Regions from separate parts of the Homo sapiens genome. Here region 1 is linked to region 2. Evidence: chromatin contacts called from ENCODE Hi-C or POLR2A ChIA-PET data. All regions are on one chromosome and are shown on one strand. Each heading gives the region's core, a stretch centred on a gene start or an enhancer-like site at or near the end of the contact. The rest is flanking DNA. Distances are from core to core; before and after follow the strand shown.

Region 1 (4,102 bases), core at 1,142-3,641, 410 kb before region 2:
CAGCTACTAGTCGCTTTAGGCCCACGGGACGGGCTTGACTCCCATTTCGCAGGCCTGACACTGAGGCAGAGAACGTCCAAAGAGGAGCAGAGCAACGTCCCTGCATCTGCGGACTCTCCTCTCCCGGTACCTGGCGTCAGCTGCAATATCTCCAATTTCCTCAATCCCCACACCCATCCGTGCTGATCGTCCTATTGACCCTGGTTTCTGTGCGACATTCAGGATAAATTTAGCGTAGCAACCTCAGGAACTGGGAAGTTTGGTGTATGGAGCGAGTGTCTGTTATATTCGGGGGGCTTTATTTTTAAGGAAGCACCTAGAATGAAAATGAAAATCCTACTGAGCCAATCACCACCCACAATCCGGCCTGGCCAAAAGGAAAGGGGAAGGGCGGGCAGTAAGTTGTGTTCAGGAATCTCAGTCAAGTAGATCCCATCCGTTGGGTCTGCAGATGTGAGCGGGTGCAGCAAAAGGGCGTCCAGGGACAGGGGTGAGGGCGTGCGGGGTGATTAGTAAGCAAGACCCCATGGCAAAACCCCACGGAGCTATCTCGCAGCTCAGGCTTACGCTAGAGCTGGCGCCCCCAAGCAAGCGATGACGTGACCCGGGTGCCCGCGTTTGCCCTCCCGGTAGGCCAGAGCCTAGGGTTGAAGTAAAGTTGCTGAGTGGGTTATTGTCGCTTCTGGGAAAGGAAATCTGCACTGCAGGAACTCCTTTGTGCCTTCCGCACTCACCTTTCGCACTTCCATCTAAAATTCTGGGTTACCTAAATTCCTGTCCCAGTACCTCAGGAAAACGCCAACTCCTGGCGTTGCTTTCCCTTTCCCTCCCACTCACTCCGGTACTCCCAGAGAGAAACCCGGCTCCGGATCGCCCTCCGCCCCCTGTCTTCAACAGCCACCCTCCCTGGGAGCTCCGCTCTTTGCCCTTCCCATCCAGTGCCAGTTGTTGGGTGGGGGAGAAGGGTAGCAAAGGTAGGTGGGTAGAGAAGGTCAGATAAATGGCGAGATTCTTACCCCCTTCCGCAAAAATTAACACCACTACTGTAAATTCTAATAAAATTAAATTTCATCTCTCTCTCCCAATCTATCCCCTCACAACTACTGCAAAGGGGGCGGGGGTGGGAGTAAGGTCGTCCCCAGAAAAGGGGGGATCTTGAGCAAAATGCACGCCTGCTCCTCTTATTTGTTAGTTGCTTCGGTCAAAAAGTTTGCTATTTATAGGCTACACGCGGCAGCCCGAATCCCCGCGCCCGCTTCCGAGTGCAAAGTGAGAGCGATCCCGGAGGCGCCCAGCGGCCCGACTCCGTCGTGTCCCGTGATTTGTTTTGTTTTATTTCTGCTCTCACGCGGCAAGCAGCCAGGGAGAAGACCGTGGGGAGCCCCGAAACACCCTCTGGTAGTGGCAAAGAAAACAGTTCTGCAGTCGGTGAATGTGGGTCCGCGCCTGACCCCGCTTCGCGCGCGCGGGCGAAAAGGCTGGGAGGAGGTGCAGCCGCCCTGCCGCCGCCGCCGCCAACACCGCCGCCGCCGCCGCCGCGCGCGCGCCCCTTGCTCAGTCCTTGGCCTCCGCCTCTGCCCCTTCAACCTCCAGCTCCACACGCTTTCTCTTGTCCCTCCTCCCCCTTTGATTTCTCCCTTCTCATTCTCTATTTCGCTGTATCTCTTACCCTCCCCTCACCTCTTTGGCCCTACCCTCAACTTCCAGCTGAGTTTGCATCTGGGCGCAAAATGAGTCAAGACTGGCCTTTACGTGGGAGGCGGGGTGGGCGTGTGTGTTTCATAAAGAATAAAACTGTACGGGGCTGGGCGGAGCAGGGGGTGAGGAGGGGGAAAAGCGCGTGCCCGAGCTGGCCCTAGAGGGCTGCCCCGCGCGCTGGGGGAGGGGACGAGGTGCGTCCAGATGGAGACCTTTCCTTTCGCAGTAGCTCTGACCTGGGAATGAGGACGCAGTGCCCAGGAAGCCTGGCCATTTGGCACCATCCCTCTGCGGTGCGGGGACAGATCTCTCTTAATCAAAATCTCAGAACCGCCCTGGGCGGAAAGCGGGGAAAGGAGAGGAAGGAGAGGCTGGGACTAGCCGGAAATAGAGTCAGGGTCAGGTCCCTGAATTCCAGGTAAACTGGGCGCTGCGGCACCTTTTTCCAGCGGCTGCGGCCAGGACTCGCTTGCTGTGAGAGCAAAGGTGCAAGCGGATCGCGGCGGTCGGTCCACAGGCCTTGACCTTGTCCTCTTTTTCTAAATGCCAGAGCCGCAGACTATGCGGTTTTAGAAATCAAACGTCAAGGGGACGGGACCACAGCAGGCTGGCGAGGTTCCTCGAGCCTCAGCCCGGAGCAAGAGAAACGTAGCCGCGCCAAACACGCGGGGAAGAGCTGTGCGCTCGGAGCCGCAGCCAGGCGCTCTTTCTCTCAGGCGCGCAGCGGCTGGCTGGAAACTCGCGCACGGCGGGTCAAAGTGCCCTTTCCCGCCTGAGCTGAGGTACACTTTTGGGGGTACGGGGTGTGGAGAAAGTTGTGACTGAAAATAACCTCGGGTCTTGGATCCATGAGGCCGAAAATGAGAGGCCAGAGCGGGGGTAGGGAGGAATTAAGAACAAGTAAGTGGAGACCGCTGGCTTCGCTTCTCTGGCGCGCAGGGCCCTGTGCCCTCACTGCGCGCATCGAGATCAACTTCTTAGGCACCACCAGTTTCTCCTTCCTCTGTAGATGTCGCAGTTAGAGTCCCCTTTTGGCCACATTCCCCCAAAAGTGCCCAGGCGGTCTTTGCGGATAGATTAGCAGGGAGAGAAGATCCAGCGCCAGTCTGTGTCGGTGCCATTTGGAGGAGACCTACTCCCCAGGGTGTGTGCGCCCGAAGTTCCCCGTCACAAACCATGGGGGCTGGAGCGCGGTCTGTTCCCAGCTCGCATCCCCAGTTCCCTCCCGAGCTCACATTGCAGCAGCAGTCTGGTTCAGACAGGACCCGGGGCGCCCGCATCTGGCCCGGAGCTGCCCAGATTCTCAACCTGGCCCTCCCAAAACCGCTTTCCAAAACTCAACTGCAAAGTTAAAAGCAGAAACAAGTTTCTGCCACTAACTCTGGGCCACATTCGGGGATATGGGTAGATGCGAAACTTAGTACATCTTCATAGGCAGAAACCGGTGGCTCTGACCTCTAAATGTTGGAATTCAGGTGCTGGAGGTGCGATGTCTCAGTATCTCTCAGCCCCATTCCCCAACTGTAAATGCGCTCAGCTCTTTGGTTGAGGGTTTATCTTAGCTGTTGATCTTTGCCCTAGGCCCTAATGGGAAGGGAAGGAAAGGAGAGAACAGGTCAAAGTAAGAAAGGCAGAAGTACTGAGGAAAAGAGAGAAGGAAAAGACTCAAAGTAAAAGCACAGTTAGAAAGAAAGAAAGAAAGAAAGAAAGAAAGAAAGAAAGAGAGAGAGAGAGAGAAAGAAAGAAAGAAAGAAAGAAAGAAAAAAGGAAAACACCATTGCTAGCTGTCTTTCTTTCCACCTTGTTCAGTTTGAAAAGCCCAGGACTTTCAAGAGTGAAGGAGTTAGTTAGCCAAGGACCCTCAGACACATTTAGATACCCCATCCCCAAAATGTTTCTATGACACGCGTCGCTCAAGTATTGGCCAAAGTTGGAGAAGGCCCGAGCGTGGGCTCCCAGTACCTCCGGCAATTTTACTTTAGCATAAACTCTGGGTCCTGAAGATGGGGCGCTAGGCGCCAGGCTCCTGGGTAGCGGTGGGAGCATAGTGTTTGTAGTCTAAATCATTCATTCCGCTTTCAAGAATTTTGTGAAGCATTAGGGCTTTTCCCGCCTTTGACGGGATCTTAAAATTCGGGAGCTTCCGTCGCTTAGGAAAGTGACTTGCTCTGGCTGTGAGACTCACTCGCTCAGCTCTCTATGCGGCAATGCTGGCCATAGCTTTCTAGTTCGCTCTCCCAACAGCAGGCTTCTTTCTGGCCTGTCCTTCCCGCGCTAGGCCTCTGTGGCCTGACCTCTAGAGCCCTGGGTCTTTCCTCACAGTCTGGGGCTCTAGATAGGAAGGACCCCAAGTTCTCTTTCTCCTTGCGAGTAAAGATGACATTTCCACCATGTAGACAAAACT
Region 2 (4,532 bases), core at 580-3,079:
GCTATGTGAGTTCTGATCTAGAAACTTTGTATGCATTTAGAACACAAATAAAAGGAATTAGGCCTATATCTTAGATATAGCTAAATACAAGGCAGTGAAATTGCTTTCTTCTGTGGGGGGACCAAATCATGTCTGTCATTTTTATATTCTGAATTTTAATGTGGCTGCTCTATTTTAGTGTTTTGGTTTTTTAAAGACCTAGAAAATTTGAGAGGGTTAAGGGAGTTGAGTCCTAATTTAGTGAATTTAACATACGATGAATATCTGAACTAATTTATTTTGATCTCAAAGATTATACTATTTCTATCATGTAGGACTTAAGATGTAAAAGGTTGATAAGCAGTAGAGCTGAATTATATCAAAATTGTGGGTTTTTCACTCTCCATAAGGTAGCAGTTATCTCTTTGCCATAAATAGCTGGTATCTATTCCAATGTACATTTGCTAGTATAAAAAAATCCTGTAGATTAAAATAGGACCTAAGCAAACTCTTTGTTATATGGAAATTAAAGACACGGTGTACACAATTGAAGGAGGAAAAAACACACTTGTCCTCTTATATCCTCCTTTTATTTTTATTTTTTTGAACACTTTTGATTGAGAATTCTTAGTTTTGTAAATTATTATCTGTTTGAAACTAGTTCTTATAGTGACCAGACTGTGTGATGGTTTATAAAATGTTTCTGGGTTGATTTTTTTAAAGCATATAGGGTGCCTTATGTATAGAAACAAATGTGTACACTGTGTTTTATTTGAAAGCAGGATGTTTTGGGTAAAATCATATATAAAATTATATGCCTCCTAGTTTGGAAGCTTGTATTGAAATATATACATATAATTAAGAATACTTTTAGTGCACTGTTTAGTAATGCTCTCCCTACAAAAAAAAAAAAAAATGCTGTCTTTATTTTGTCAAAATGCATCGAGAGAGATTTAATTCGCTATTTACCCCCACAGCCCTCAGACTCCCCACCCCTAAAACTGAAGAAGCCAATTTGTCCTGCGGCTGTTTACCGTTGTTTTGAAAAGCTATGCGTTGTATCTATATGTAAAGAGACAGTCGCAGGTATAGAAAGGTTTACACATATAATTTACTTAGGCATTCTTTCAAATTGTATTGTCACTATCTCCTCTTCTGTAGTTGTGTAAAACTGCATTCCACCTCAGAGATGACGATCCCAGTTCACATGCTCAAACAATTTAGAAGAATGCCTTTATTATTATTATTTTTAATGCCCAGCATACATCAGGAAAACAGGAAAAGACATGATTAGGAATACATGAGAAAGTACAGCACCAAATAAGCCGCGGCCCCCGGTGTAATAAAAACACAGACAACGGCAGGACAAACTTAATTCTCTACCTTCCGCAGAATCCTTTCCCAAATTAACTGAGAGTCTGCGTGAGTTCTCCTTTTCAAGGCAAAAGAGATCTTAGGTTAGAAATCAAAGGCAAATCCCTCCAGTGCTTAGAGAGTTAAGTTAGTTATGTTTCTTTTGTAGCTTCCCAGAAGAAAAAAAAAAGAAAGAGAGAGAAGGGAGGAAAAAAAATCAAACCCGAGAGTGTGTATTGGGAGCGTTTCAATCGCTCCCTTCTCCGCTCCCTTTTTCTCTGCCCACTCTCAGTTTCCAGCCCCCTTCGGCTCTCTGCACCCTGCCTACCTGCCTGGCTCCTCTCGCTCCGTGCAGCCTCCCGTCGCCTCCCTCCTGATTGGGCAGAGGCCCCCCAATCGGCTGCGCGGCTGGGCCGGTGGGACTGCATATGTAAAGCCCTACTTCATATTAATAAGCTCCAATCGGGGCTTTAAGTCCTTGATTAGGAGAGTGTGAGAGCTTTGGTCCCAACTGGCTGTGCCTATAGGCTTGTCACTAGGAGAACATTTGTGTTAATTGCACTGTGCTCTGTCAAGGAAACTTTGATTTATAGCTGGGGTGCACAAATAATGGTTGCCGGTCGCACATGGATTCGGTAGAACTTTGCCTTCCTGAATCTTTTTCCCTGCACTACGAGGAAGAGTAGGTACCTTTTTTCTTTCCTTTTTAAACTCGTCGTGGGGGTGCGGGGGTGGGGGCGGACAGACTATATCTTTACACACTGATTCAGGTAATGCCCTGGGTATTTTGTGTGCACGACTGCTTGTTTGTGTCTGTCTTGTGTCTTTTGTGTTGAGGGTGATCTCCTAATTCAGTAAGTCGAGAATTGTTCTCTGACTACAATGTTACCTTTGAGGCAAAGCTCAGTGACTGTCAGTAAAACAGCTGTGTGACAGTCACTTCTTATTCAGGTGCTAAGAATAGGCACTTGGCACAAATGCTTAGTGAACTGTTAAAATGCATCTTTTACTAGGACCCATTTTCCCAAGGAAAGATGTTTTAAAATACAATATTCAAAATGATTTATACTATTGAGGGCCTCTTATGTATTTGCAGTTTGACAGATATTTTCAGCTCCTTGTCATTTCTTACCGCGCAGAGTTAGAGGCAAAATTGCACATTTACTAATTCTCCTTCAGAGAACAATTTAAAAGCTAGCCCTATGCAATTCTGAGCTAGAATAATGTTATTTGCATGGTTAGCGTTAAGTCAGCACTTAACTGACAAATCAGTCCATTAAGTAACATGAGATTTTCACACATTATAAATATTTAAGGGGGGAAAAAAAACTAAAGAAGAAACAGTAGTGACTTTAAAATTTTCCCCTTAAATACTGCTCAGAGTGTGGATTTGTCTCGTTTGTTGTGTCCAGAAAATATAGAAAAGTACTTTCGTTCTTACAAGCAGTTTAATTAGTATTTATGGATATCTTTATGCACATGGAAATATATATTTAGATTACTAAAGGGGGGGGAGTGAGTAGGGGGTACGAGAAGTAAGTTAGGCATTTTTGTGTAAATGAGTAGGTGATAAACTTAATTTCAACCTACTGTTAAGATAAAATGTTAGTATATCACGAGAGCTGTCACTGGTTTATCTCCCTTTCTGTTGAGTCAGTTATATTGCTTTGCTTTCACATTACAGTAATACCAACTGTTATAATTCTGAAAAGAGTGCCCTTGGCAAACATTTCTCTCTATAGATTGTGAAGAAAATATCAAACTCTAGAAGATGAGGTAGTGCATTATAGGTAGATGTCCACTAGCTGTCCTTAGTGACTGCATATTGCATTGCTTTGTAATTAAGTAAGAGATGAAAAGTGACTTGCAGTCTCAGTGGCTGCTCCTGTATGTTTGAGCGTGAGTGTGAGTGTGTGTGTGTATGCACGCTCACACATGCACATCCACCCACATCCATGCTCACACAGGGAATATTAGCCAAGAGATGGATTTAGGAGGAACTGAAAGATTATAAGGCTGTGCTTGCATCAGTTTGAAACACTCAAGGGAAGAAACAACCTTAAGATGTGTAAAAATAAAAATGAAAAATAAACAAAGGTAAGACTGCCCGCTCAAGTGTAGTTTGAAGGTTAGTGTACTTCGGGCTGTAGAATTGGAGAGTTTAAGACGTCTTCGTGTCAGGAAGAATGTCTTATCCAAGCACGCCCAGATTCTGAACTTTCTCTTGTAAATAAATAAAGAAAACAAACTTTAAAAATCCCCCAGAGGCTTCTTTTTGAAGTAGTTTCCTTGAATTTAACTTCTTATAGCTAATTTGAATAATTCGTTTAGATAAGCCTCTTAAAGCAGATGCATTTAAATGAAGTCAAGGCACATGTCCTTTTGGCTTTGGCGCAAGATTCAAACTAGCTTTCTTTTGGGCTCAATTAAAAGTCATCTTTAAAAAATACAGATTTATTGTCTGGATGCAGTTCTGATGGTTACGTGGTTCACTGGACAGACAGAAAGATCTAACGCTAAGCAACGCATCTGCCTCTCTGTCTCAATTAATAAACCACAGAATTTATACATGCTATTAATATTCATAGTAATTGTACCGGGTTAAACCCCATCACGTGTGTGTATACACAGAAATGAAACCAGAGTTATACAGTTTTAGGGGCAAATATTGGACAGTTTCTGCTTTGGAGGCTGTTAAAAAGATTCATACCATTTATTGACCACCATTAAGAGAGCTTAAAATGTTAACCTCTAACTATGTATTTTTTTATTTTAGGAAATGTGCCAGCACATTAAAGAACATAATACTTGAAAGCTTGTTTCACATTTAATAGCAGTAATAGCTGATAGCATAAATAGATGAAAATAATATATCTGCTCATTTTGACATATGTGTCAGTCTAATCATTCTAAATGAGTGTGCTCATCACATGAATCCCTTTCAACCTCTGATTAAAATGTAACATTGACTACAGGATTATAGAGCGGACTTAATTTTACTGACTGTTTTAACAGTTGTCACAGCTGTTGGAAGAAGGAAAGGCAACTGAAACACTCCAAAACAGACAAGGCGAGGAGGGAACAGTTTAGTAAATTTCAGCCTGATCACTGAAGTCCAGACATTGAAAATTTAAGTTTCGTGTTTTAAGATTCGTGTTTGGAGCTACACAAGTTTTATTTTGTATGTTTCACTCTTTCTG

Evidence for each region. A loop is a pair of places that touch in the nucleus more often than their neighbours do. ChIA-PET counts read pairs that join two places held with the same protein, here RNA polymerase II (POLR2A).
Region 1: a map with no recorded cell type shows a loop between it and region 2 (2.1-fold over the local background). The contact joins the enhancer-like site here to the promoter of ESRRG in region 2. A Hi-C loop is called at or near these places in 1 of 37 single-sample maps with no recorded cell type. POLR2A ChIA-PET finds 5 or more read pairs at or near these places in 1 of 52 experiments (naive thymus-derived CD8-positive, alpha-beta T cell).

Annotation. Positions count from the first base shown.
Region 1 is chr1:217,132,965-217,137,066 of GRCh38, reverse strand. It overlaps a transcript of ESRRG not described here. Among named protein-coding and RNA genes, the nearest start is that of ESRRG, 410 kb to the right of the region's middle. RefSeq lists enhancers at 1-358, 359-1,070, 2,619-3,385 and a silencer at 2,166-2,460. Within about 2 kb of position 2,391, at least 3 of the 41 ENCODE cell types and tissues checked have a DNase peak (open chromatin) inside an H3K27ac peak, as active enhancers do.
Region 2 is chr1:216,720,726-216,725,257 of GRCh38, reverse strand. It overlaps ESRRG (estrogen related receptor gamma), which reads left to right and starts at 1,829. Exons shown (of 7, transcript NM_001438.4): 1 at 1,829-2,014. The coding sequence starts at 1,959.